Linked DNA regions of Homo sapiens: region 1 is linked to region 2. Evidence: chromatin loops called from intact Hi-C (ENCODE). Cell type or tissue: mammary epithelial cell. All regions are shown on one strand.

Region 1 (2,500 bases), 270 kb before region 2:
GAGTTGGTCTCGGAGACTCAATTCCAAAGAATAAAGTATGAAAAGGAAAAAACACCAACCAACTTTACAGAGGAAAAACCCGGCAGACACTACCTTAAGCAAATGACAGGGTTAATACCATCAGTGATATGAGAATATTACATACTACCTGATACGATACGATGAAAAGGGCACATCATCTCGGTAGTATTCTTTCCAGAACTCCATAATGCCAGTCCAATCATGAGAAATACATAAACCCAGTTCAAAGCATAGACTACAAAATATCTGATTAGTTTTCCTCAAAACTGACGAAGTCCTGAAAAACCAAAGAAAGACTAAGATACTGTCAGAGAGCAGAGGCAATCACAGAAGACATTACAACGAAATATAGTGTGGTATCCTGGATTGGATATTGGAACAGAAAAAGAATGTTAGTGGAAAAACTGGTAAGATCCAAGTAAAGTCTGGAGTTTAGTTAATAATGATTTACAGTGTTGGTAGCTTAGTTTTAGCAAATGTATCTTAGCTGTGGAAGACAATAACAGGGTAAACCAAAACAGGGCGATGGGTGTACAGGAACTCTGTACTATCTTTGTAACTTTTCTGTAAATCCAAAAACAGATAGAAAACAAAATTTCCCACAAACTCATGAAAATTATTTTAACATATTAAAGTACAGACAGACTTCCACAAGTTTAGAAGGCTGACTTGTGCAGAATACCTACTTAAGATATCCACACTTAATCAGTCTGGTATAGTACCTCACGCCTGTAATCTCAGCACTCTGGGGGGCTGACTGAGGCAGGAGGAGCACTTGAGCCCAGGAGTTCAAGACCAGCCTGGGCAACATAGCAAGATTCTGTCTTTAATTTTTTAAAAATTAATATAATCACACTTAAAGCCCTTCTTGAGACCTATAGCACCATTTTGCTAGACTTGGAAGTTTAAGGTTTTCAGATTTGAATTCCCAGAGTATAAAATCAAAGTCTGTTTTCCAAAAGTTCACTTAACTCTTGAAAAAAGAATTGCACTGAGAATTTATCTCAGCAGAGTGTGGTGAATTTGGATGAATCATTTAGCCTTGGGCCATGAGGTTATCCCAACTATAAAATAAGATCCCTCTTAGTTTTAAAATTCTGTAAATATGCCTCTCTCAAACATTGTAAATATTGTTTTAAAGTGAGGTACAAATTCCAAGGGAAAAAATAAAACTTTGACTAGGCAATTGATTCCACAAACATTTATTAAGTGATAATCACTGTGCTAAGTACAACAGGAGCTGTAGCCCTTGCTCTCCAGAGGTCTGGCGAAAGAGATATGTAAACAAGCTGTTACAGCCATGTATAAGTGCTCTAAAAAAAGTATTAACAAGGTGTGCTGTGGTACACAGGAAGAAGTTGCTTCATTCTTCTGGAGATGTTACAGAAGGTTTGGACATAAAAAAAAAAAAACAGGAATACCATGAAATAGTACTGTTTGATCTAATCAGAGTCAATGAGGGATTAGTCCTATACTAGTAAACATTTATCTTCATTGGCTGTTTGTAAATATCTGGGAATTACTGGATTTTCCCAGTGCTAAATTGGCTGCAGAGTCAGAAATTTGGTTGCTACAGAATTGTGCCAGAAAAGCACAAGTATCTCAAGTTGCAGATGCATTCTCTTGGGAATGTCTGAAATCTGTCCCCTGAAATGATTTAATTGCTGTCACATGAACAACATAACTTTCCAGAAAAGGCAGTGTGTTGGCTGACATAGTCTGTCATTACTAAATCAAGCCTTCATAAAAACCTCATGCCTCACAGGTCATTCCATTTCCATCTTATAGCTGAATATTTCTAGTTTAGCCTTTGCAATATATAGTCTTATATGGTCTTCGTATTCAGTTTTGCTTTTAAATTCTGAATAGCATGGTAAACAGTAATTTAGAGTTCCTAAGCAAAAGTTCAATATTGGACCCTACTTTGATTCTAAGCTTGCAAATTCTGAATAATTCTATTTGAACAGACCTTTCTTTAGCAGGGAGAACGTGACTATGGAGGACGTTTTGTCACTTAAATGACCATAAGTGGAGGAGATGAGTGCTTCCTCCTGGGATGTTGCCCAAGACAAGTAAGAATATTCGAGAGGGATGCAGAAAACTGGCTAATGTTACTTCTTCAATTCCCAGGGCCCAGCTAGAGAAGTGCCTTTTGCTGGGAATGATAATTCTGGAAAATTCCCTACCAGCAACAAGCGAGACAGACAGGAGCGAAATAGCAAGCACAGACTGAGAACTGGGCAAAGTGCACAACAGAGAGATAGGCAGAAGTGTCTTCCCACGCTAATCTCCCTGTTCTGCCAGATCACAGCGTGTATGGACATGAGAGGAGCCAGGTGGCTGTGGGAGGTTTTCTCCCAGAGCAGTATCTACAGTTTTCTTAGGGCAGAGCTGCAAGGGAAAATATCTGTGACAACAAGAGTTGTTTCTAAGCAGACACAGGGCCTTTTGCTTCTAAAAATAATAGCGATTAGGGTTT
Region 2 (2,500 bases):
CTGATGATGTGGCTGGATTATATACTTAGCAGAGAGCTGCCTGGCCTTTGTTCCTTTGGGGACTGAGGAAGAAAGCCAATCTTTTTGTAATCTGTACCATCTTTCACCTTATGCCTTCACCTGATAATATAGCTCCTTTTATGTTCTGTGATCTATCTGTGCTAGGGGCCTGAAGGAGAGAGAAGAGAATTTTATTTCTTGAGACAGTCCCAGAAGAAACAGAGAAGCCCCCAGGGTGGTGGTAGCACTGACTTATGGAACCTGGAGGTTAAGAGAGGAGAATGGGGCAACAGAGACTGATGGCAAAGACCCTCATTCTGTCACCTAAAAGATGGGGAGATGGATGGCTGAGGGGCAGTGGAACGGTGGTAATAGCAGAGTCTGATGATGCACAAAATGTGAGCTCCAGAGAAGAGGAACCTAGTCTGGCTCATTCTGTGCTGTATCTCCAGCACTAAAAACAGTGCCAGGTACATTGAGGGCATGCAATAAATGTCTATTGTTGTTGTACAGCATTGCCCCCCCTGCACCACCTCACCAAGATGGCTACTTTGGGACACACATTCCCCTTCTATGCTGGCCCCAAGCCAACCTTCCCGATGGACACCACTTTGGCCAGCATCATCATGATCTTTCTGACTGCACTGGCCACGTTCATCGTCATCCTGCCTGGCATTCGGGGAAAGACGGTGAGAAACCCAGTCCTGGAGACCCCAGCCCAGAGAGACCTCAGCCTCAGGCTGAGGGGTTCAGAGTCTCTGACTACAACCAGGCTAAGGAAGGAGACCCCAGTGCGGAGAAAAGATAGCCACGACCCCAGGCAGAAAGCTCCCCATTCATTGATTCAGCAGTTCACTATTGAGCGCTGGTGGGGCATGGTGGCTCATGCCTGCAATCCCAGAACTTTGGGAGGCTGAAGTGGGAGGATTGCTTGAGCCCAGGAGTTCGAGGCCAGCCTGGGTTTATAGTATAGACCTCATCTCTTAAAAAAAAAAAATAGCTGGGCATCATGGTGTGCATCTGTAGTTGCAGCTACTTGGGAGGCTGAGGTGGGAGGATCACTTGAGTGGCTGCAGTGATATAAGATCGCATCACTGCCCTCCAGCCTGGGCAAGAGAGTGAGATCCTGTCTCTAATAAATAAATAAATGCATACATAAATACATAAGCACTTATTATGTGCCAGACACTCTGATTTCAATTGACCAAGTGATCTCAGCTTTAGAATTCCCGCCCCTCCCCCAAGTCTGGAAACAGGAAGGGTAGATGTGGAAGGAAGGCACTCTTTACTTAACCCACCTACCTTGTGACTCAGAGGCTGTTCTGGCTGCTTCGGGTGGTGACCAGCTTATTCATCGGGGCTGCAATCCTGGGTGAGTGCGAAGTGCAGCTGACTTGGGCTGCTGCCTCCATCCCTTCAACTCCCTCAGCAGCCTGCATCTCCTCTCCTTGTTTCCCCACAGCGGTGGGCCCTTGCTTCAGGGTGGCTTCCAGACCCTGCCCATATGCTTCTCTCACCATGGCCTTATCTCCCCACTCTTACCCTTGCCTGGAGAGGTGTCACCCTGGAAAACAAGCTGGATGCATCTCCTCAACCTTCCTAACACTTTTATTCGGGGGAAAGGAGGTCAAAATGAATGTCTGTGGGGAGAGGGCCCCAGAAAGGAAGGGAGGAAATGGGAAACAGCTGTTTGCTTTAGTTTGGTGATGAGGCAAATAGGAGAGATGAAAGTCTCCGTGAGGCCGGGCACAGTGGCTCATGCCTGGAATCCCAGCACTTTGGGAGGCTGAGGTGGGTAGATCACCTGAGATCAGGAGTTCGAGATCAGCCTGACCAACATGGGGGAAACCCCATCTCTACTAAAAATACAAAAAATTAGCTGGGCATGATGGCAGACACCTGTAATCCCAGCTACTCGGGAGGCCGAGGCAGGAGAATTGCTTGAACCCGGGAGGCGGAGGTTGCAGTGAACCAAGATGGTGCCACTGCACTCCAGCCTGGGAGACAGAGCAAGACTCCGTCTCAAAGAAAGTTTTTGTTGAAGCTATCTGCGTTTGCCTTGCCTGGCATGGTTTTGGTTCATGTTTCCTTCCCAGCTCCCTGAGTGACTCTCCCTAAAGCAGGGAGAAAGGGAGGGAAGAGGTAAACAGAATATGGCCAAGGGAAATCCCACACATGTGGTTGGCAGACTTACCATGAGCCAGACCCTGGCTAGTTAACGGGTATCCAGTTATGACCAAAACAGACATGGACCCCTTGTATTTCTCCTTCTGACTCTAACCTAGTAATGCCCAGTCATCTCTGAGTTCCCATATGTCCAACTCCCCAACCACAGCTGTGAATTTCAGTTCTGAGTGGTCTGTGGGCCAGGTCAGCACCAACACATCATACAAGGCCTTCAGTTCTGAGTGGATCAGCGCTGATATTGGGCTGCAGGTCGGGCTGGGTGGAGTCAACATCACACTCACAGGTGAGGGAGGGCTCTTACCTGTGGTGGGGG

What was found. Hi-C counts contacts between places; a loop is a spot of excess contacts. Peaks named below come from ENCODE experiments on the same cell type or tissue, not always from the same donor. Only the 100,000 strongest peaks of a DNase experiment are listed, where the experiment ranks them.
Region 1: a loop joins it to region 2, with 6 times the contacts of the local background. A loop is called at or near these places in 9 of 110 quality-filtered maps.

Annotation. Positions count from the first base shown.
Region 1 is chr15:45,386,380-45,388,879 of GRCh38, reverse strand. It overlaps a transcript of GATM not described here. Among named protein-coding and RNA genes, the nearest start is that of GATM, 9.1 kb to the right of the region's middle. In mammary epithelial cell, no CTCF peak of the experiment used is centred here; no DNase peak of the experiment used is centred here.
Region 2 is chr15:45,121,057-45,123,556 of GRCh38, reverse strand. DUOXA1 (dual oxidase maturation factor 1) reads left to right here. Exons shown (of 9, transcript NM_001276266.2): 4 at 514-689; 5 at 1,315-1,372; 6 at 2,336-2,470. The coding sequence starts at 543. Among named protein-coding and RNA genes, the nearest start is that of DUOXA1, 7.6 kb to the left of the region's middle. In mammary epithelial cell, no CTCF peak of the experiment used is centred here; a DNase peak (open chromatin) is centred at 1,316.